Regions from separate parts of the Homo sapiens genome. Here all the other regions are linked to region 1. The links are chromatin loops, found by intact Hi-C in ENCODE. Cell type or tissue: endothelial cell of umbilical vein. All regions are shown on one strand. Region 1 overlaps TLN2 (talin 2). Region 2 has its middle 100 kb from the start of MIR190A. Region 3 has its middle 28 kb from the start of LACTB.

Evidence for each region. Hi-C counts contacts between places; a loop is a spot of excess contacts. Peaks named below come from ENCODE experiments on the same cell type or tissue, not always from the same donor. Only the 100,000 strongest peaks of a DNase experiment are listed, where the experiment ranks them.
Region 2: it touches region 1 in a loop (8-fold over the local background); 8 of 110 quality-filtered maps call a loop at or near these places.
Region 3: a loop joins it to region 1, with 14 times the contacts of the local background. A loop is called at or near these places in 85 of 110 quality-filtered maps.

Annotation. Positions count from the first base shown.
Region 1 is chr15:62,843,943-62,851,942 of GRCh38, reverse strand. TLN2 (talin 2) reads right to left here. Exons shown (of 59, transcript NM_015059.3): 59 at 7,312-8,000. LOC105370854 (a long non-coding RNA gene) reads left to right here. Exons shown (of 7, transcript XR_007064671.1): 2 at 3,805-4,068; 3 at 6,803-7,038; 4 at 7,442-8,000. Among named protein-coding and RNA genes, the nearest start is that of MIR190A, 24 kb to the right of the region's middle. RefSeq lists enhancers at 4,374-4,873, 4,874-5,375, 6,057-6,557. In endothelial cell of umbilical vein, a CTCF peak has its summit at 3,865; DNase peaks (open chromatin) are centred at 3,092 and 3,842; H3K27ac peaks cover 3,461 bases.
Region 2 is chr15:62,923,778-62,931,777 of GRCh38, reverse strand. No RefSeq gene overlaps it. Among named protein-coding and RNA genes, the nearest start is that of MIR190A, 100 kb to the right of the region's middle. In endothelial cell of umbilical vein, a CTCF peak has its summit at 3,404 (motif pointing right); DNase peaks (open chromatin) are centred at 2,637 and 2,927; H3K27ac peaks cover 1,960 bases.
Region 3 is chr15:63,089,815-63,097,814 of GRCh38, reverse strand. No RefSeq gene overlaps it. Among named protein-coding and RNA genes, the nearest start is that of LACTB, 28 kb to the left of the region's middle. RefSeq lists a silencer at 411-705 and an enhancer at 3,673-7,469. In endothelial cell of umbilical vein, a CTCF peak has its summit at 4,034 (motif pointing right); DNase peaks (open chromatin) are centred at 34, 544 and 4,054; H3K27ac peaks cover 1,228 bases.

The DNA of each region.
Region 1 (8,000 bases):
TCATGCCTGTAATCCCAGCACTTTGGGAGGCCGAGGCGGGCGAATCACGAGGTCAGGAGATCGAGACCATCCTGGCTAACATGGTGAAACCCCATCTCTACTAAAAATACAAAAACATTAGCTGGGTGGGGTGGCGGGTGCTTGTGGTCCCAGCTACTCGGGAGGCTGAGGCAGGAGAATTGCGTGAACCCGGGAGGCGGAGCTTGCAGTAAGCCGAGATCGCGCCACTGCACTCCAGCCTGGGCAACAGAGCAAGACTCTGTCTCAAAGAAATAAAAATAAAAAATAAAAAATAAAATGGGGTTAGACCCTACCTCAGTATTTAAATAGCCCTTGGAACTGTAGTCGACTGGAATATTGTAAGCACTTAATAAATGTTATCTGTGATGAGGAAAATAACGATATTCATAAAACACCCAGTAGAGCACCTAGTATATAATTTATTCTCAAAGAATTGGTAGCTGCCAAAGATCAAGGATATTCACCATCCAGACTCAGAGTCATGGCAAAAGGCCTGTTAATACATAAAAACAAAAAGTTTCCAAGAAATAAAGAAATTTGCCCAAGATCACCCAGCCAGAACCAGAACCTAAGTCTCAGATTTCAGCCCAGATTCTGTCCCCTGTGCGGAACTTAGGAGCTAGACACTGAGCACAAAGGACAACCAGCCCCGCCATGCAGGGGCTGAGTCTCCTTCCTGCCAGACTCGTCTCTGTAGCTTTCAGTGATTCCCTGCCCGAGGAAATGTCTTCCCCCTGCTGCTACTGCTGCTTCGAAATCAACGCTTTTGTGGGGCCACAGGGAAAAGTCAGAGACTGAGCACAACACACCAGGTCAGGGATGGTGCCATTTAGTCCCAGGAGCAGAAAAAAGACCAGGACTGTCCTGTGCCCTCCCCCACCTTCCAATCCCTGGGGTCCTGAGCTCCACGCTCATGCCTCCAGTCAAAATAGTTAAAGATTTCCATCCTAAGTGATGATGAACAGGAAAAACAAACCCATACCATACCACATACCCAAATACCAGACATTCCTCACATGGTTTGCTGTGTAGGTGATTGGCCACAGACTTCTCTAGCTTCTCAGAGCGCAGGGATGGAGACTAGGGGTGGGGAGACCTGTGCCCCGACCGCTCATCCCAGAGTCTAGAAACAGGACTGGGATGGCTGCTGTCTGTAATAAGTCTGCTATCCTTTTCCATACCCATCAAGTAAGCCATATACTGGAATCCGGGTGTTACCAACATCACACTCTAGAGATGCATCAAAAAGTAAACATTTGTTGAAGACCTACTGTGAGTCTGGCACCACGTTAGGGGCACGAGTGCTCAGTTAACTCTTGAAAGTGGACGCAGTGGGGTTTTCATTGGTCACATTTTCAAGATTGCTTTCATGTAGGTGTGAAGGAAAACGGAACAAAATTTCGCTGCATGCCTAGTATGTGGTCAAATGCTTGTTGGCCTTTTCCCATGCGACTGCTACCTGGCATTAGTTAGGGCACCTTGGCTGCAAGCCCAACTCTGTCTGGCTTAAATGTGGCAGAAGTGTATCTGGTTAGTGATTGGGAAGCCTGGAAGAATTAGGTTAGACAAACCGATCGACACTGCCACCAAAGATACAGATTCTTCGATTGCCTTCATTCCACCATCCTTGCGGGAGGCTCCACGATGAGGCTGGTGCTGATTGTGGTCAGAAAGTGGCTTTTTCATTCACTACTGATAGGGAAGAGAGAGCCTGTTGGGGATATATGATAGACATTGTGCTTGACTTCCCAACATCGACTCCCCTCTGCCTTGTGGAGTGCAGCAATATTTTGGGGACTTGGCCTCAAGTCAAGGATAACACCGTTTTCATTGGTCACATTTTCAAGATTGCTTTCATGTAGCTATGAAAGAAAAGGGAATAATTTTTTTTTTTTTTTACTAAAAGAATAGATTTTTATTAAGCGCTGTAAGTTTCTAGCAGCATTAACAGAACAACAGGCCAATTTCCATCACAGAACAACTCCTGAGGCATTCTCATTCCTTTCTGAAACTCTTCCATGAACTCCTGCAGTTCCCCCAAAGAAGCATCCATGCAAACTTAGATGAATAAACTATGGAGCTTTTGTGGTGAGGTGGGCCAAAAAAGCAGGGAATTTGGAATCTGGGAGTAGGAAAGAGAAATACATATTATCCACTCAGTAAACTGTCAAGAATGTGTTTCCTCTTATCTCCAGCAGATATTTTCTCTTATCTCCTTGGCCAGAATCAGGTTATATGTCCATTCCAGAACCAGTCACTAGCAGGGGGAATGGTATTATCCTTGACTTGAGGCCAACTCCCCCCAAATATTGCTGGACTCCATAGGCAGAGGGGAGTAGATGCTGGGAAGTCAAGTACACTGTCTATCAACAGGCGTGAAAGCTAAGACTTGCTCAGAGCCATGTCTCTCTGACGTTCAAAGCCCTTGTAGGTTCTTTTCACTTCATTGTACTACATGAGGCAAGAAAAGGGAAGGAAGGATTAGGGAGTTGAATTTCAAGTGCCCTTTTGGAGCATGCAGCTGCAGGAGGAAACTCTGCTTCTTAAAGTACCCTTTCCCCTCTACCTTTCCCTTCTTTTTCAGATGGTCCTCACATCCCACTGGCATTCAGACCAGGGGCACCGTTGTGTAGGGATTGGCTCACACCGTCCAAGGTCCTCTCAATATTTCAGTAACAACTCCCTTTGGCGGGGCATGATGGCTCACACCTGTAATCCCAGCACTTTGGGAGGCTGAGGTGGGTGGATCGCTTGAGGTCAAGAGTTTGAGACCAGCCTGGGCAACATGACAACACCCCGTCTCTACTAAAATACAAAAATTAACTGGCTGTGGTGGCGGGTGCCTGTAATCCCAGCAACTCTGGAAGCTGAGGCAGGAGAATTGCTTGAACCTGGGAGGCAGAGGTTGCAGTGAGGCAGGATCGCGCCATTGCACTCCAGCCTGGGCAACAGAGCAAGACTCTGTCTCAACAAACAAACGACTCCTTTTGAGCTGGAGCCTGTCTTCTGGATTTTGCTGGACAATGGGGAGAGTTACCAGGAGGTGGCAGGATATTTAGGATCAAGTTGTGTTTCCTTGCAGCTGTTTCAGGAAGGAAACCCTAGGAAAGCGATTTTCAGAGAAACTATTTTAGTCTTAGGCAATAATGTTGCCCTGTGGCATGGCAAGGCCACGGGGAGGTGGGGAGGAGGAAGAAGACAGCTGTGGTGGGTGGTAGGTGTTTGGGAACAGGCTTTTTTAGTTTGTTCAAGCTCAAATCAGCCAGAGTTCAAAGCAGCTGACACCAAGCAGGTCATAAACACGAGTTACAAACTGCATGGTCTGAAGTTTTCTCCCAGGCAATCAATCTTTATTAAATATCTCACATGTCCAAGGCTTGGTTTTGGGTGCTAGGGAGGCTGCATGAGATCCCTGCCTCCGACCTAGATGAGGCTGCTGCACAGGCGAAATACTACCTAGTAACACTAGACGGGATATGTGACATGCTAAGAGGGGAGGAGAGACAGTAATTGCAATAGGATTTGGGAGCAGTGTTTCCCAAGGTGTGATCTTTGGAATATCTGTCCCTCAAAATATACTGAAATTAAAAACTGCTCCAAGGGCCTCCAAATTGGGGCAACCCCATATATTATAGGCTCCTTTTGGAGATATCCAGTGCATATGAGTATCTTAAAGGCTCCAAGAAGTCTCATAGAGACTTATTAAATTATTAACCTATTTACCTTTCATAGCCTGATTTCTGATACTTATTTACCCATGAAACACCTCCTTTTTCTCTCCAGGAAACAGGGCTACCCGATCTATCGGTGTCCTATGGAACCACACTGCCCCCTGTGGTCAGAACCACCTGGGATGCAGAACAGCAAGGACTGCAAACTTGGGTGCAGAGGGCTTTCCTCCACGCAACCCAGGAAGCTCCGTGATTGGCAAACTGCTCTGTCAGGATCCATCGAATCAGCAAACATAGGTGCCTCTAGGATGCAAACCAGGGAACAGGACTGTTATGTGGCTTGCTGGTAGCCAAGCAAAATGCCCCGATCCATCAGGTGAGCTGATGATGAGCTTGCAGACATTGGAGAATGTAGCACTGAGGCAGAGTGGCAGCCAGCCTGAAAGGTTTGTCATGTCTTCCCCTGCTTCCCTGGCCCCTTATTCCTTTGGAACGGAGCCCTGATTCCAAGGAGTGCAGGCCCTGCCAGACAGCCTTTGTCCCTACCTGTCCCTCCAGGTTTAGGCCTTGCATGGTCCTCTCCCCGTATCCCTCCTTCCTGCCTGCATGCCTAACACCCTAAATGTTCTCTCTGCTCTGTTCAGTAGCCCAGGCTACTTCCCATCCTTTGAGAATCTACTCCAGCCCACCTCCTCCTCAGTCCTACCCTCCCAAGGACCCGCCCTGAGGCTGGAGTCCTGCTGGCCTCCCACCACACTGGATAACTTGGCATTGCTCTCATTTCTCCTTGCAGGAGACGGGCTTCTCCAGGGTGGTCTGAGATCTCTGGAGGGAAGAACCGTGCCTTGCCTTCTCCTTCCATCTCCTCTCATGCCCATAGAGTCAGGGAGCTGAGAGGACACCAGCCCATCTCTGCCCCGGAGCCTCTAAGCACCTCTCCCTTCCTGCTTTTCCAAATGCCTCTGCAACACCAGGGTGCTGGGCGCATGGGACTGAGGGCCTCCCTCTGGGCCCCTTCTCACCCTGGGCTACCCCAAGTCTTGGACCCCATGTGGAACATGGTCAGCCTTCTGATGAGTCCAGAAAGCATTTCTCCAACATTTAGTTGTGAGCTTAAGGGAATTAAACTTCTCTTTCTGAAAATAAGCTGCAGATTATCCTGAGAGAGGCCCAAACAGGCAGGAGGCTCTGAATATGGCCGCAAGAGCTCAGGCTGTTACTGCCCCTCCTAGGTGCCAGCCCACACAGGCAGGGTTTTCCGCCCACCACCCCCAGGTCAGCCTGGCCATAGAGGGTCTGGGCTGGGGCTTCTCCCCTTGGGGAGTTCAGGCAGCAGAACTCCTGCAATTGTGCTCTGCTTGGGGTGGAAGGTGTTCAGATAAAAATGCCTGGTGGAGTATCTCGGAACCACAGAACTACCTGTGAACGCTGTGGTTTTAAACCCAGGATAGAGCTGTGGTCTGAAAACAGGGTTTTGGAGACACTCAGTGGGAATAAAGTAAAGCAAGGCTCTCTGTGACTGCATGATACAGAACAAGCTCGGTAGCACGGGCTCACTCAGTGGTCTCAGAATGTCTTCTTCTTCCCCTCACCAGACATGTGCAGACTTGGCCTCTCCTGCAGCCCCCACCAGCCCCTATGGTCTCTTTCCCTACTCGCCCAGGAGCCCCCAGCACATCCCAGGTTCTGCCATATGCACACAGTTCCGTCTGCCCCCAGCTCCCTCTCCCTGTGTCTGCCTGCTTAATATCTATCCCACTAGCCAGGTCTGACTGAGGTTCTCCCTATGCTCTTGATTTAAAAAAAAAAAAAAAGCTTTGGAAACAAATTGGAATTTCAATCCTTGCTTTGCCACTCACTAGCTGGGTGATCTTAACATAGTGGTTGGGAGATCCCCGTTCTGCTAGCTGTGTGGCCTTGGGCAAGTTACCTAACCTCTCTGTGCCTCAGCCTTGCTGGCTATAAAATGGAGATAAGAGCACCCATGCGTTGTACAGGGTATAGTTGTGAGGATTAAATAAAGGTGATAATGGTGCGTGTCTGGCACGTGGTAGGTGTAGGGTAGGTGTTAGCTAACTTAGAGATGGAACGCGGCTCCCCCATCCTACCTCTGGCAGCAGCCCCTCCCACTACAGCATCTCCCACTGGGCAGCTCTGTGGCCCAGCTCACCCTGCTTTGAATTTTTTTTACCTTGGAACCGAATTCATTCTCCAGTTGCTGACCTTTGTTAGTGCATCTCCTGTTTCCATCATGCATTTTCCCTGCACAGAATCTCTCTCCTGATCTCCTGCAGAGTGATTCATCTTATGACTGGACCTGAAGTGCCCTCCCTGACACAAGGCCCCTCACGGTGTGCTCCTGGCTGCCTCCTTGCCGGCCTCAGGGAATTGTTCACCTCCTTAAGCAACTGCCTCTTCAGAAACCCAGGCCTACCTAAGTGCGGTTCCTGCAGCCTGGAGTGCCACCCCCATCCCTTCTCTGCTGGGGAACTCCTATTTATTAGGAGTCGGGCCAAATGTCCTCCTCTTGGAAATCCTTCCCAGCTTCAGGGCTCTGCCCTTTACTCCCACACCCTTGGGTCAATGTTTGCCCTCCCTGGACTGTGACCTCCTCCAGGAATTAGGCTCGGGTCCCCAGAGTCCTACACACAGCAGGGGCTGGGGCACTTCTAAGTTAAGGTCGTAGTTGATGGGTCAGCCTGATTGAGCTGCGTGTGCAGAGGATCTGAACTCCTGCAGACACCACTTCTGCATGAGTCTTGGTTTGCCGCTCTGCAAAATGGCCACACCACCTTCCCCACAGCTGCGGAGGGCTGGGCTCTGGGTGTCCAGCAGCACCGAGCTGACACCCAGGAGGCTCATTAAGTCAGTCAGTCCTCTCACCCCTTCCTGGTCGGCTCAGGCTTCCCACATTCATTTTGGGTGTGGTCAGCTCCAATCTCATTTTTGTTGTTCTTGTTAATCAAAGATATAAAAACCTTCATTATCAACTGGCTTAGAGATCCTAAATCATCCTTTCAAGCGTGAAAAAAAATCTTTCTTATTGGTTGTTAGACATACCAGTGACTCTCTTCGTTGCGATGGTGATTCTTTGACACCCCCTCTTGCAGATTAGAAATGCCTCACACTTTTCTAAGTCTGGCTGCCCCGCCACAAACAAGGACTTCTGGCCCCCAGCAATTCCCAGTCCAAACAGGAAGGAGGGCCTGGCAGTCTCCGGGGGTTGCAGTTGTGGCCTCAGCTGTCAGAAGTGAACCTAACCTTCCTGTGCCAGGACCTGGGTCAAGATTGGAGATGATCCCATATGCACTTCTGTATTCAGCTGTGCGGTCTTCTGACAGAGGCGGTATGTAAAGCCAAAAAGCCCCCTAGCTACTTGTCCAGGACGCCTGCTCCTGGAGTTTCTCCAAGTTAACTCTTGTCAGCAAAGCTACATGAAATTCTGTGGCACCCTGTGGCTCTGCGTCTGTCACTCACTCACACACACGTGCTCTCTCCTGACATACCTCTGGTAACTATGGAGCTAGTCCTCAAGGTGGAATTTTACTCTCATGATAAAGACAGTCTCTTCCCCCTTCTTTTCCATCTTCCTCCCATTCCCATGAGTCCTCCACACAGGTTTGTTCCTTTAAAGGTTTATTTCTGGCAAATAAAAAAAAATAACTTATGTGGTTAGATAAATTAATGTATGTGATTAGATACGACACAGGGCAGAGCTGAACGTTCCTGTTTTCTTCTGGATCTTGAAGGTTGGTGAGAGGCCGCTGAATGAGACCCAGCCTCGTGTTTTGTGGGATGAAGAGATGCAGACAAAGTGACTCAGGTACACTGATGCTCCCTGGAGGGCTGGGAGGTGGGCTCAGAGGAAGAGGCCGAATCCAAACCTTTTTTATTGAAAAGAAATAGCTCTTGTTTGTAGCATTTAAAAGAATCAACCCAAACTCTGCACACACTCATCCGTAGTGACCATAAACATGACATACCAAGCAGAGGCTCAGAAAGATGGAGCAACAGACTGAGGACATTTTCAACATGGTACTTGGGGATACCTTTGGGAAAGATGCCTTCCCCAGCAGAGGCCAGCACTGTGGAGAGATAGGACCAGAGCCACTACTGGCACAGTTGTCAAGATCTTTTGCTTTCTGAACTCTGGGGACCGCTGCCTTTTAGCCTGAGGGGAATGTCTCCAAATTTCTTGGGTTGGTAAGTCTCAGAAGCAGCCAGCCCCTTGGTCAACAGAGGGTACCTTTCCTCCAGGAATCTGAGAATGGAACATGCTGATAGTCTGTGCTGAGATCTTAAGGCCAG
Region 2 (8,000 bases), 80 kb before region 1:
GAGGAAATAAAACTGTCATGATCTGCAGATTGTATGATTGTCTTCTCAGAAAAACCAGAAGAATTTATGAATACATTATTAGAATTGATGAGATTTTAGCAAAGTTAATAAAAAAATTAATACACAAAGTTCAACTGTATTTCCACACTCAATTTGAAAGTATAACTGAAATAAGAAAAAAAGTACAAGATACTTAGGTGTCAACCTAACCAAATATGTGCAAAACTCTTCAGGGATAAAGTTGCAACACTTTACTGAAAGGCATTAAAGAAAACGCAGATAAATTAAAGCTAAGTCATATTCTTGGTTAGGAAGATTCACTATTGTAAAGATGTCAATTCTCCACAAAGCAGTTTAACACAGTTTCAGTAAAATCCTAAGAAGATCATTTGTGAAACTTGAAAGTTTTAGTCTAGAATTTTATTTTAAAATTTATATTGAAGAGAAAAAAGCCAAGCATAGCCAATATACTCTTGAAGAACACAATCTTGGAAATCATCCTGCCATATAGCAAGATTTAGTATTAATATAAAGTAATTAAAATAGTATCATGTTAAAGAAGGGATAGATAAATAGATCAATGGAATAGAATGGAGAGATCAGAAAGAAACCTACACAGATCAAGAAACTTGATTTTTTTGAAAAAAGCCATCGCGTATCAGTGGGGAAAGGGATGGACTATTCAAAAAATGATGCTAGAATAATTGGTTATCCATTTGGGAGAAAATAAACTGAATCTCTACCTCACATCATGCACAAAAGCTATTCCACTGATTGAACACTAAAAAATGCGAGCCAAATTTAAACATGACACCAACTTGCATAAAACACACACACACACACACACACACACACACACACACACACGTGCATGTAGAAACTGGTAAAAACTGAATAAGTTGGGAGGCTGAGGCAGGCAGATCACGAAGTCAGGAGATCGAGACCATCCTGGCTAACACGGTGAAACCACGTCTCTACTAAAAATACAAAAAAAAAAAAAAAGCCGGGCGTGGTGGCGGGCGCCTGTAGTCCCAGCTACTCGGGAGGCTGAGGCAGGAGAATGGCGTGAACCTGGGGCAGAGCTGGCTGTGAGCCCAGAGCGTGCCACTGTACTCCAGCCTGGGCAACAGGGTGAGACTCTGTCTCAAAAAAAAAAACAAAAAACAAAAAAAAACTGAGTAAGTTTTGTTAGCAATATTTACCAATGTCAATTTGCAGGTTTTTATATTGTACTACAATCATTTAAGATATCACTATTGGGGAAAACTGGGGGAAGAATTTGCAATTTTTTGTGAGTCTATAATTATTTCAAAAGAAAAAGTTTAAAAAGTGAAAGGAAAAACGTAAAAGTACTTAGAAGGCAATATAAAATATTTTATGACTTCAAGGTAGAGAAAACTTTCTTGGTCTAGACACAAGATGCAGGAATCCTAAAGAAAAAGATTAATAAATATATACTATAGTTAGAAACTTCTTCAAATGACACCATAAATAGTATGAAAATACAAGAGAAGACAGGTGCCATATGTAATCACCAAACAATGTCCAGAATACAAAAATAACTATGAAGCACTGAGAAAAAACCCAATAGAAAAAATGGATTAAATAGACATTTTCACAGAAGAAATCCAAACAGCCCAGAAGCATAAGAAAAAAAAAACCATACACAACCAAACCACTCAACCTAATGAGTGATCAGGGATGTGTTAAATAAAACTCAACAAAATATCATTTTGCATTCAACAGATGAGCAAAAGTTCAAAAATCAGACAGTATCAAATGTAGACAAAGATGTAGAGAAATAGGAACTCACATATGTTGAGGATGGAAATATAAAATTTATATATCCACCATGGAAAAGTGTTGGGCAATAGCTACCAATGCCAATCATACAAAACTGCATGACCCAGCAATTGTAGTCCTGGGTCTACAGAAACTCATGCACATGTGCACCAGGATACATGAATAAGAATGTTCCCCGCAGCATTATTCAAGATAGGCAAAAACCGGACACAACACAAATGTCCCTCAAGAGTTGATTAGATATATTTTAGTATACTTATATAATGGGGTATTATACAACAATTAAAATGAACAAGCCATAGCTCTACAAAACAAAATGAGTGAATCTCACAAACATAAGTTTGAAAGATGTTAGGTGCTAAGAAATACTAGTGGATGACTCCATTACTAGAGCAGGTGAAATTAAGGTATATTCTTTAGGGATCATATATAGGAGGTAAAACAAAGGCAGGAAAGTGGTTACCATTGAGGTGGTGGAGTGAGATTTGCTTTTGATGAGGGAGAAGTAGACAAGGGACTTCTGGGGAACTGGCAAATATTCTCAATGTAGATCTCGGTCATGGTTTTATCGGTGTCCATTTAATAATTATGTTTGTTTGTATGCATGGTGTATAGACTTTTCTATATGTATATGTCCCAATGTAAGAGGAAAAAACTACCCCACCTTTCTCTCATCACAGCATTTATCATCAGATGATAATTGCTCATTGAACTATCAGTTAATCCCATTACAATGCAAGAAACAGGAGAGCAGGAGCTGTGACTCATTGCATGCTCACAGCCTTGCTGAGCATTCAGTGGGTGCTCAATGAGGGAATAGTAAACTGATACTATTTACAGTTAAGACTGGGCTTATGAAAGGCATCTGATTTTACAGCCCAGGAATGATGGAGTGGGACTCAACCAGTTCCCCTCCCCTGTATGTGGGGACTGTGACCAGAAATAAGCCAAGAACTGAGCAGAGACTGAGGATGGACACATCCTGTTAAATCTGCTAGGCTTTGCCTCAACAAATTGTATTAGACAACTTTGTGGTAGGAGATTACAGCTCAGCTAGACGACAGCCTCCTGATTGAGCTACTCTACCACTTACAGCCTTCGACATAACATTCTTCAGCGATGGTTTTTGGCAAGAGCTTTCACGGAAATGTGCCTGCCTGGAGCCAGCTCCTGTCTAGAGAGGTTCCTGTAGAAACTTTAAATGATGACATCAGTCTGCATATGCCCCAACATCAGGCTGCTGACCCAGCTGCCTGTAGATAGTAGCATCTTGTCTTTTCTACATGGGCCCCGGGGACAGAGAGATAAGGAGGAAAAAGGTCAGGGGTTAGGCAGTCCATCATTGCACAGGCAAGTTGTGGTCCGATGGTCCAGACAAAAGTCTGGATTTCTGCCTTCCTGCCTCCACAGGCTTGGAGTCTGGCCTCTGACTAAGCCTGGGGCAAATTAACCCAGTCATGATTAAGCCATGAAGAAAGGTGCCAGAAAGTTGGGACGCATACATGAGACGTATTGAGTCTCGGGGGTGTGCAGTTGGTGTTCATCCATTCCTTCAACAAGCATGTGTTGAGTGCTTATGTGGGCGGACGCTGCAGCAGGCACCAGGGATATTGTCCAGCAGGGGACTGTCATGCCAGCTTTTCAGATTAGACTGTGTGGATGTTGCTCAAGAAGGAGCAGATACGGTAGAATTGATCAGCAGTCTCCAGATAGGGGTTCCAGAGGATTCCCCTTAAGGATGGAAGGCAGTAGTATTAGGACCGAGGAAAGGAAGCACCTGGTCACATTGCCAAATTTCTCATGGCAAGTACTGGAACAGGTTGGAGAATGTAAATGTTGACAACATACATTTTTGAATGAGCATACCATAAAGGGAGACACAGATGTTTAGGGAAAGACTCCAGACATTTGAAGTGACAACAGGAAGAGAAATTGTTCTTTCCAGAGAGCTGTGCTTGGTCCTGCTGCTAGAGACAGTATGCTTGGCAGTAAAAACCTCAGCGTGCCCCTCTCCATGGCCCAAGCATTTGTGGAGCACCCCCTAGGCCCAAGCTCTGTGGTTGAGTGGTAGAATCCAGAGCGAGCCACTCAACAGTATAGTTCAGTGGGCCCGTGCGGTGATGTGCCTCTATAAAGCACGGTGTCCTTTTTTTTTCTCAGAGTTCATCTGGGCACATTTTAAAATTTGATCACTCCTCCTAAAAAACACAGAACATTCACTGGTTGTGTGAGGAGCGTGTGTATTACTTTATAAAAGTTGACACTGAGAGGTGACAGGCAAGTCTGGAGCTGTGTATAAGTATCAGATGCATTTCTGATCATTTATGTAGTTAACCTTCTTGAATTTAAACTTAGAATTCCCACTTTGTGTAGTGTTTTTTTTTTAAACTTTGTGTAATATTTTGTGTGAAACACAGGCATTTCCAACTGTATATTTACTTAATCAAAGAATTTTATGCATTCTGAGCTCTTATTTGTTTAATCATGGATTTGAAAGTTTTAAGAAATACAGAAATAGTTCAACTATCAGTAGGAGCTTTGAGGAATCACAGAAGAAACATTAGTTAACCATTACAGGAGAAAGCAGACAGACTGCAAGACATTTAAACTCTATGATACAGAGGATAGGCAGCTGGGTGTGGTGGCTCACACCTATAATCCCAGCAATTTGGGAGGCCAAAGCAGGAGGATCACTTGAGGCCAAGAGTTCAAGACCAGGCTGGGAAACATAGTGAGACTCTATCTCTAAAAAAAAAAAAAAAAATTTTTTTTAATTAGCCACGTATGGTGGTGTGCACCTCTAGTCCCAGCTACTTGGGAGGCTGAGGAGGGAGGATCACTTGAGCTCAGGAGGTCGAGGCTGCAGTAACCTATGATTGTGCTACTGTAGTCCATCTTGGATGTCTCAGGAAAAAACAAAAAGAAGATGGACAAAGAACTCTGAAAAAAAATTCATTGGAATTGAAAAGCCTGAAATGCTACCTTAAAAAAAAAGGAAAAGAAAAAAAAAAGTAATACCAGCTGCAAACCTTGAACAAGCTGCAAGCAATATGGAAAACTTTAACACAGGATTTTCCTGTTACAATAGTGAGCTCTGCCCTGGAGGGTGTAGTGAGAAGAGAGTTTGGACTAAGTCACAGAAGATTTGAAAGCCAGGGGGATATTGTCAGACCTGGGGTTTTATAAGTAACCATGGTAGCACTGTAATGCGGGTTTAGAGAAGAGCGAGGCTGGAGTGAAGGAGGCCAGGCTGGAGAAGATCCCAACAGCCCATGGAGAGATGATGAGTCTGCACCAAGGGAGGGCAATCAGGATGAGGAGAACGGCCAGTTTGAGAAGCATGTGAAGAGTAGAGACGACAGACCTTGGTGGCAGGTGGTTGATGAAGAAGGAGAGCCAGATAGGACTGTGATTCTAGAGAGGGTGAGCCAAGGCCAGTAGAGGGCTCAGGCTGAGGGCAGGCATGGGTCCAATGGTGGGCATGTTGGGATCCTTGTGGAAATGTCAAAGGGACCACTCAGAAAGCTTAAGGCAAGAAGGAGCATTTAGGAGAGGGCAGAAGAAGACAAAGGCAGTAGGGGAGGCTGTGAGAGTTAAGTTAGCCTGGTTAAGGTTGTGATTTCTTATCATCTTAGCGGTGAAAACAGTTCCCCTTGACTGGGGGCCTCCAGTGTCCTGAGTCCTTTGCTTAAGGTACTTCTTTTTCTTGCCTCTTCCCTGCATTACTGAACTTCCTGGGTCCGTTCCCACATTGCCCTGGAGTTGACCATGAGCTCCTGGTTCTGGTGGGGAGATGAGTTCTGGAGCTTCTTCCTTTGCTGCCCACGTGGGCCAGAGCCAGAAGCGATTCTTGGCTCAAGGCAGGTAGACAGAACCGAATGACCTGAATGATCCTCGGACCTTACCCTGCTGCTTTTAACAATTCGGCTCTAAACAAATCACACCCCATGCCCTATGGGAACCTGTAGTTTCCAGTGCACAGGAGCATCAACCTGAGGGGTTATTTTCCATAAGATTCCTCTGCTAAAATAGCACCTTGTGACTTTCTGTTGTTCAAACGAAAATACAGCTGGGAAACAAAGATGCGCTTGGGGAAGACATTTGCACTTTTGCCTGGAATGTGGTGTCAGAATTTAAGACCAAGCTCTTTTTTTTTTTTTTAAATTATTGTACTTTAAGTTTTAGGGTACATGTGCACAATGTGCAGGTTAGTTACATACGTATACATGTGCCATGCTGGTGTGCTGCACCCATTAACTCGTCATTTAGCATTAGCTATATCTCCTAATGCTATCCCTTCCCCCTCCCCCCACCCCACAACAGTCCCCAGAGTGTGATGTTCCCCTTCCTGTGTCCATGTGTTCTCATTGTTCAGTTCTCATCTATGAGTGAGAACATGCAGTGTTTGGTTTTTTGTCCTTGCGATAGTTTACTAAGAATGATGATTTCCAATTTCATCCATGTCCCTACAAAGGACATGAACTCATCATTTTTTATGGCTGCATAGTATTCCATGGTGTCTATGTGCCACATTTTCTTAATCCAGTCTATCGTTGTTGGACATTTGGGTTGGTTCCAAGTCTTTGCTATTGTGAATAGTGCCTCAATAAACATACGTGTGCATGTGTCTTTATAGCAGCATGATTTATAGTCCTTTGGGTATATACCCTGTAATAGGATGGCTGGGTCAAATGGTACTTCTAGTTCTAGATCCCTGAGGAATTGCCACGCTGACTTCCACAATGGTTGAACTAGTTTACCGTCCCACCAACAGTGTAAAAGTGTTCCTATCTCTCCACATCCTCTCCAGTACCTGTTGTTTCCTGACTTTTTAATGATTGCCATTCTAACTGGTGTGAGATGGTATCTCATTGGGGTTTTGATTTGCATTTCTCTGATGGCCAGTGATGATGAGCATTTTTTCATGTGTCTTTTGGCTGCATAAATGTCCTCTTTTGAGAAGTGTCTGTTCATATCCTTTGTCCACTTTTTGATGGGGTTGTTTGTTTTTTTCTTGTAAATTTGTTTGAGTTCATTGTAGATTCTGGATATTAGCCCTTTGTCAGATGAGTAGGTTGCGAAAATTTTCTCCCATTTTGTAGGTTGCCTGTTCACTCTGATAAGACCAAGCTCTTAATGGAATAAAGTTGGGATAATTCTCATGAACTATTGAAGACAGAGCAGTCTTGGGGGGAAGAGCATATCCTGAGGGCTCAGCCTGTGGCTGTGGGCATGGTGTGTATTCAATATCAGAATCTGGAAAAATGTTTGCAAGTGCCTCTGTGCCAGGTGCTGTGCTAGGCCCTGAGAACGGGAAACAGCCTGGCTGTGCTTCCCTTTCTGTTTGCTCCAAGGAGAGGGAAGGTAGATGCTTAGAGTTGGTAAAGGGAAGTGTAGTCCATCTTAGAGAAGTCCTAAGTAGACTATTAGGGGGTAAATCCATTATAGTGAAGTAAAATAGCGAAAAAGAAAACCATATGAAAGAAATTGCGGGCCGGGCGCGGTGGCTCACACTTGTAATCCTAGCACTTTGGGAGGCCAAGGCGGGCGGATCACAAGTTCAGGAGATCGAGACCATCCTGGCTAACATGGTGAAACCCCGTCTTTACTAAAAATATAAAAAATTAGCCAGGCATGGTGGCAAGCGCCTGTAGTCCCAGCTACTCGGGAGGCTGAGGCAGGACAATGGCGTGAACTTGGGAGGCAGAGCTTACAGTGAGCCGAGATCGCGCCACTGCACTCCAGCCTGGGCGACAGAGTGAGACTCCGTCTCAAAGAGAAAGAAAAAAAAAAGAAAAAGAAAGTGTCGGGTGATAAGTGAAAGGTGTGCCCTCTGTGTTTTCTTCTGTTGGGACTGATAGAAGAGAACAGATGGAAAAGGAGAGACATAGGTCAGGAGGATCTGGGGTCAGAGCTACTGATGAGGGACCTGGGCAGGAGGTGGACACCACCCCACAAGGTCGGGCAGGCCTGCAGGGAAAGGGAAGGTAGGAGGAAGCCAGGCCAGCCTTGAGCAAGACACAGTTTTTTTTTCTTTTATTATTATTCTTTTTTAGTTGACATGTAATAATTGTACATATTTATGGGATACAATTAATACTGCATCATTTGATACATGTGTAATGATCAAATAAGGGTTTTAGCATATTCATTTAGCATTTATCATTTCTTTGTGTTGAGAATATCTGCTCTTCCAG
Region 3 (8,000 bases), 250 kb before region 1:
CTTTAGCCTGTGACAATTCAAATAGAATTATTTGGCTCCAATCCCATCTAAACACAGTGCCAGTGTAGATTGTGAAGCCATGTTATGGTACTCAGTGGATGGCCAGAGGACCCAGAACCTGCAACCATGAATCTAATTTTAAATAGTAATCAAATGGAAAGACAGAATTTGAAATTCCATAGGCGTCTGGGGGTGAGTCTGCAGATCCAGCATGAGAAGCCCGACCTTGCTGGCTCAAGCATAGGCGCCCAGAGCCATGGCAGGAACCACAGGGAGGCTGGGAATATGACTGTTGTTATCAATGTGTGGTTACTTAGTTCTTTCTTAGAAACCATCTCAAGAGTTACTCCCTTTATTTCTATGCCCCAGTCTAAGTTTGAAAGATTTTCCTCTGAGCAATCTTGATCACTGAGGGACCAAAGATCTAAGGCTAGGTCCACCCTTAGTTCTTCCTGCCGAAGTCTCCATCAGGCACTGCATACCCCCCGCCTCCCTCTCATAGATGCCTCCTGTTTGTGGGTACTGAGGTCCTGAGTCATCTTCCTGCAATTGTACCACACTGTGGCCTCACCACGTTGCTATCAGGCTCTCCAACAGATCATTGCGTGGACCTCCCCAGGCACACTAACCATTCATACCTCACAAAACATTCCTTTCTGGGCCGGTCACGGTGGCTCATGCCTGTAATCCCAGCACTTTGGGAGGCTGAGGCGGGCAGATCACCTGAGGTCGGGAGTTTGAGACCAGCCTGACCAACATGGAGAAACCCCGTCTCTACTAAAAATACAAAATTAGCTGGATGTGGTGGCCCATGCCTGTATTCCCAGCTACTCGGGAGGCTGAGGCAGGAGAATCACTTGAACCCGGGAGGCAGAAGTTGTGGTGAGCTGAGATCGCGCCATTGTACTCCAGCCTGGGCAACAAACGAGAACTCTGTCTTTAAAAAAAAAAAAAATTCCTTTCTGCGCTTAAAAAGTCAATCAGTAGTTTCACCATAATCCATGTAGCTCAGAGTTAATATGCTACATGCCTCGGCCTCCCAAAGTGCTGGGATTACAGGCATGAGCCACCGCGCCCGGCCAGTCACTTAGTTTTCTAAGCCTCAGTGTCCCCATGTGTAAAATACTACATGCCCTGCCTGCTGTACAGAGTTGGGAAACTCAAACTTGATAAAAGATGTGAAAATATTTTAAAAATTATAGGCCGGGCACGGTGGCTTTTGCCTGTAATCCCATCACTTTGGGAGGCCAAGGTGGGTGGATCACTTGAGGTCAGGAATTCGAGACCAGCCTGGCCAACGTGGCGAAACCTTGTCTCTGCTAAATTTACAAAAATTCTCTGGGCATGGTGGCAGGTGCCTGTGATCCCAGCTACTTGGGAGACTGGAGCATGAGAATTGCTTGAGCTTGGGAAGCGGATGTCACAGTAAGCTGAGATTGCATCACTGCACTCCATCCTGGGTGACAGAGTGAGACTGTCTCTAAATAAATAAATAAATACAATTATAAAGTGCTAGTCAAATGCAAGTTGGTAGTGAAACAGGCCTTGACATATTTCATAGTCACTTTATAATTCTTCCATCAAGGCTGGACAAGTGTCACCTTAGCACAGATCAACCCAGATCAACATACTGAAGATTTAGGAGCACAAGATTCTTTAATAGAGGATATTTTTCTGCCCTGCTTCTTCCAATTGCAGTATATCATATTTGATCATTGTAGTGCTTGATGAATTTATTTTGCAACTTACTACGATAGAATGAGAAATCACTGGCTTTTCCAAATAGATCATGGCTGTCTCCCCATTGGAGAAAGAGGTACTCTGTAGAGTAACTAGGTTAACTCAGAATATCTACACCCTGAAAGGCCAGTTTTCTTTTTATAATGTAAACACATTAAGGGAATTTGGAAATAAAGAGAAATCATCCAGAATTCTACCATCTTAACACAGCTCTGTGTTTTTGCCCATTACAGCCTAGTTGGCATCCATAAGCACTTAAGAGGGCTGTAGTTACAATGTACATATCATTTTGGTTTTCTGCCCCTTTTTCACTTATGCATTTCTCCACATTTCCTTTTTCTTCTTTTTGTGATTATACTTTGATAGGCATCTACATTTCTACCTAGCCTCCGTGTTTATCATTTTAATGGTGAAATAATATTCCATCAACTGAATTAATCATGATTCCTTTTGGGTGAAGATATAGGTTGTCGCCAGGTTTTTCTTTTTCTACTATTAATAATGCTACAACAAACGGGCCAGGCACGGTGGCTCACACCTGTAATCCCGGCACTTTGGGAGGCCGAGGTGGGCGGAACACCTGAGATCAGGAGTTGGAGACCAGCCTGACCAATATAGTGAAACCCCATCTCTACTAAAAATACAAAATTAGCCGGGCCTGGTGTCACACACCTGTAATCCCAGCTACTTGGGAGGCTGAGGCAGGAGAATTGTTTGAACCTGGGAGGTGGAGGTTGCAGTATGCCGAGATTGCACCATTGCACTCCAGCCTGGGCAACGAGCAAAACGCTGTTTCAAAAAATAAAAATAATGCTACGACAAGTGGCTTCTTAAATATAGCTTTTTGCCTTTGTTGAAAACCAAAGTCTCCAGGATAGAATTATTAGCTCAAAGCTTAAAAACTCTTTAGAGTTCTTGCAAATATATTTCTATTGCTTTCCAAAAGGATCCCACAAATTTTAATGCCATTAACATATTTGATCTCATTGCTAACATTCCAGCATTGAGCAATTTATTATAAAATTTTACCAATTTAATAGGTATCAAATGCTGTCTCTTTTAAAATGCTATTTTTATTTCCACAAAGGAAAGACAGTTTTCAAGGGCTACTTTTTTAGAGGGAAAAGTTTTGTCACCAGAAAGATAAATCCAGGTAGCTGATAGTATCTTCATTTACTCTTTTGTCCATACCAAGGACGTAGGAGAGTGATTTGGCACTCAGCCTCCCCTTTAGAGGTTGAGAGCAGCTAGATCTGCCCCTTTAAACCATGACATCCAGGTCTATGGTATGCAGCAGAGTGGATACTACTGAAATAGTTTACACATTCTTGCTGGAACTTACTAATACAGTTTCAGTTTTACTGAACTTCTAAACCAGCAACATAAGTTAAGGATCCAGGAATATTAGATTGGCAACATGCAAATTGACTATCATCTAACAACTGGCATCTAGACTCAGTCAGAAGGAGTTTTCAGGCAAACAGAATCTGGTGTGATGTTTATAGCTGTGTAGCGGGAGCCAGGCCTCTTAGCTTTGCTATTTGTGTCAGTTCCCAAGGGAACTTAAGTGGCAAAAGCCCACTTCAATTTTCTCAGTTTTAGGTTGCCCATTTGCCTGAAAGAAGTGATGTGAAACTTGTGAACCAGAATCTTGGGAATATTCTGAGAATCTCAGATGGAAGGGACCATTTTAATTATGAAATCTTTTTTCATTAAAAAAAAAAATCAGGTAACCCTTTCCCCATTTCACATTTCTGGTTCAGGTACTCAATAAAATGCAAATAGAATGACAGAATTTACTTTGATGAGCTCAAAATCAGTAGCAAAATATAAATCAAGATGCCTTATTAATAAAAAAGTTAAAGATTTGTTAAAAACAATAATGTAAACAGAGATGATTGTAGGTATTTAGGATGTTTAATTGTGTCCCATCCTGCCTTGCCCTTTACATATTTAGCATTTTTTTCTGATAGGAAAGTAAATTGTAGATTGGAAAAAAATCTTATTTTAAAAACAATTGCATGAAGCACATATTATTATGGTGTCTTCATTTTACAAATGAGGAAACAGACTTAAAGAGGCTGAGGGCCCCGAGGTCACACTGCTCAGGAGTGTGTCTCAGCTCCCTTATTCAAACTCTTCTGTTTCTAAGGGTTTACTCTTCTTGCATTTGAAATTGAGCAAAAGTTTAAATTCTTTTACCCAGGCTGCAGAATGGGTCTGGGAAAGACGGTAATGCTGTTGAGAGGCTCACGCATGCAGGTGCTGGGGAGAAGCCATTGGGTGGAGAATATGTGAACAGCAGGTGGCAGCAGTGTCTTTGGAGTGCGTGGTTGTCCCAGGCAGTCCCCGGAAAGCAAGGTCCATGCAATACCATGGAGCCCTGAACCTAATGCCTGACCTTTCATCTCTGACCTCCTGCTGAGCCAGGTGTACTACCTGCCACCTAGTAAGGTACAGTGTATCCCTGGGGAAGGAATTGGGGAGAATATTGGGAAACAGGTGACTTGGGAGTCATTTATAATTGAAAGGCTCCCATCTGGGTAACTGGTATAATGTGTGGTGGTGTGACTCTGGCGTGTTACTTAGCTTCTCTGTTCTTCAATATCCTTTCTGTAAAATGGGGATAATGGCCATCTGCCTCTCAGGATCACTGAGATGATTAAGGGAATGTGATATCTACAAAGCCCTTGGAACAGCCCAGTACTGGGCGCACACTATGTGTACGTTACCTATTATTAATATTCTTTGTTGAAGGCTTTATCGTTTGCAGTGGACTTTCATACCTATCATTTCATTCCATCCTCCCACCATATTTTAAGATGCAAATATTACACCCATTTAATATAATAGAGGCGGACACCGGTTGAGCCAGAGAAAGTACAAATTAGCACGAGCTTTGAAGTCAGACAGATTGGAAGTCAGGCTCATTAGAGTTGTGGGATTTGTGCAAGTTACTTAATGCTTTGGAGCCTCAGTTTCTTTCTAAATGAGTGATAATATTACCTATCTTGTGGGTTTATGACAACATACATGAAGTTTAAAACAACATACATGGTTTAAAACAATATATATGAAGCCATCTGGTGTGGTTCCTCTTCCATAGTGAACACTTAAAATTATTCAAGGGATGTTTTAAAACATCAAAAAGTATTTAGACAGGCACGGTGGCTCATGCCGGTAATCCCAGCACTTTGGGAGGCCGAGGCAGGCGGATCGCCTGAGGTCAGGAGTTCGAGACCAGCCTGGCCAACATGGTGAAACCCCATCTCTACTAAAAATACAAAAATTAGCCAGGTGTGGTGGCGCATGCCTGTAATCCCAGCTACTCGGGAGGCTGAGGCAGGAAAATCGCTTGAACCCGCGAGGTGGAGGTTGCAGCGAGCTGAGATCGCGCCACTGCACTCCAGCCTGGCGACAAAGCGAGACTCCATCTCAAAATAAATAAATAAATACAAAGTATTTAAAAAGGCAAGTAAATTTACTTACAATCCACCACCTAGAAATAACCTTGTTATTACTATGATGTGTTTTTTTCCCCTAGTATTTGTAAGTGATATGGCCGAGCTCCCATCACATATGTGTAAGTCACTCGACCAAGGTGCCAAAGCTAAGACAGGGGCAGAGCTGGGCTCACACACCAGGCAGGGCTGCCTCCAGGGCCAGGTTCTTCTGTGTAGCTACTTCTCCACACTTCCTCAATCAAGTTAAGGATTAAATGTCTTTTGAGAAACTGATGAAAAAATATTTCAAGTGTTTCAAGTTTGAAAATATACACTTACATTCAAAAGCATGTAAAGAAACCAGAGGTACCTAAGACAATCTTATCATATAGTTCAAGGCTGGAATTCTGCCCAGAAGGTAGGGTTTCACTTGCAAAACATGAATTTCTACAGATTTTTGTTTGGCCAACATTTTCACTGTTAAAACATTACTGTTCAAGCTGTTACAACTACAACAAGTAAATTTGGAAAAATCAGTGAACTAATCATTTGACAAATGGATTAAATTGAGTGAATTAATGATTCAGCAGATTGGGTCTTTGGGTGCACTGATTTTTTGGCAAATTGGCTCGCATCTATTAACATGGAGTAGTGCTCAATGTATGTGCTTGTTGAATTAATTAACACATGAATGAATGAGTGCATTGAATCTTGCCATAAATAAAATGATCTTTCCCCCCGAAGGTCAATGACTTTACATGATGTCAGCATTTTAAGAGCCCCAAAAGCTTCTTGAGACAGATATTCTGATTCTAGGGTCACGGCTACTCACCATGTGTGCATCCCAACTCCAAATCCACACTCATTGCCTGGTTGGCTCCTCAGTGAGAGCTGGTGCTTCCCTGTTGGTTCTTAGGGTTGAAGCCCGCTCACTATGGGTCTTGGAGTCAGAAGACCCAGGTTTGAATGTCACTGGGCTTGTCCACATCTTAGCCACGGAACACTGGCCAAGCCAGTGCACCCTGGAACCGTGTTGTCACTGATTACATGGGGACAGTGCTGATGTCTGTCCTGCTTTGTTCCCAGCATCACTGTCACTATCAAATAAAATGGAAATGCTCTCTGGGAGCCGGAAAGTGCTAGGTGAATTTTAGTTCTTTATGAGTTCATTATTATGAAAACCACAGTGGCCATGTGTGTGCTCTGTCATGGAGGGAGTAGGAAGGCTGGGGACGGGTCTCAGGGAAGGAGGGCCATGCCTGCTCGCTGGTAGAGGGTCACTACTCACCTTTGCTCTTTGGTCTCTGCCTTTCTGGTCACTGACACGCATGATAGAAGGGCACACACACCTATTAAACTGCTTCCCCCAGGTCATCTGCCAGTGAGGAGCTGGCAAACCCCAGTGGCCCTACAAACGCCTCCTCACTGGCTGCTTCAGGCTGAGGTCATTTGCCCGGAGCCCCTGGGGTGGGGTGAGAGGGAAGCCGGGGTCCTCCCAGTCACCTTGGGCCCTGTGCGGCCAGGCTGGGTGGCATCCTCCTCCGTCTGGCCTCTCTGCTCCCAGCTCTGAACGCAGCCTGAGAGAGGGCAGAAGGGGTGTCTGCTGGGCACCTTTGCTGCCTCACAGCCAAAGAAACCTGGCTGGGGAGGGCCGGGCAGGGAGGGCACACAGCTGGGCATGACAGGGAGGGCGTGTAATGGCGTAAGCTTGGGAACAGGATCAAAGACAAAGAACGAGGGGGCAAGAGGTGTCTGGAGAACGCAATTTTTTCCTCCTCCCTTTTCTCAAGTGTAAGAGTAAAATCATTAAAGAAAATAATGCGCCCTTCAAAGGCGAATTGGCAATCAGTGTTGAATTTTAGTGCTGGAGTGGGTGACAGCACATCCCAGCTGCAGTCAGGAGACCTACCGCTGCTGAGTGACGCTGCACCAGCCACCCGCCATCAGCCACCAGCCCCCAGCCAAGCGGTCATTTACCACCCACTTGGTCTGGCTCACTTTCTGTTTCCTGAGTTATATTAGCTCTAGTGGAGACCTACCATAACAGTTCATCACGCTTGAAAGGTGCTTCTTCCTCCCAGAGAACTTCACGTCCACCCTCTAAAAGCTCATCTGTCTGAACAGCCCTTCAGGGTTAAAAGCACCTGTGCTCAGATGGACTCTGAATTGGAAGGTTCTGAGGTTCCATCTAATCCTGTTATTACCCAGACTTCAGCTGGGCTCTCATTTCACCTCTCAGAGATTTGGTTCAATTTAGCCTGGACCCCAATTCCAGGGCCAGTTTAAGACCATTACAGGCCCCAGGGTCTTTTAATTATGGAGTCCGCATTCCACATAATATCAAACACATTAGAATATACCCATATTTCACATTGAGTATCACATTTTTGCTGTAGAAAGGATCAAAAGGACTTTATTAATCTTGCTTTTGAAATTATAGCTGCTCATTGACTACATGTCTGGCTATGTTCTCCAGGCTGGCATTGTGCATGCACAGTACATTTTATGGAGGGAGAAAATAAAACCTTAGCGTTATTTTCAAACAGAGAATCCAGAAACACTAAATTTAAACATGAATGAATTGACGTTGTTTGTTTTATAGACATTTAATTAAAATGTATTCCTTTCAATTTCATACTTTTCCTTTTATATTTTAGATTCAATAATTTTTTTTTTTTGGCATGTCACGTATTTTCACAGGCCTTTGAAAAAAGCTCATTGGCCAGAGGCCCTGTCCCCGGGGCCCTGCAGACCAGATGGCTCTGCTGGTGTTTGCTGAGAGCCCTTCCCAAGATTTTGCCCCACCCCTCACCTCAT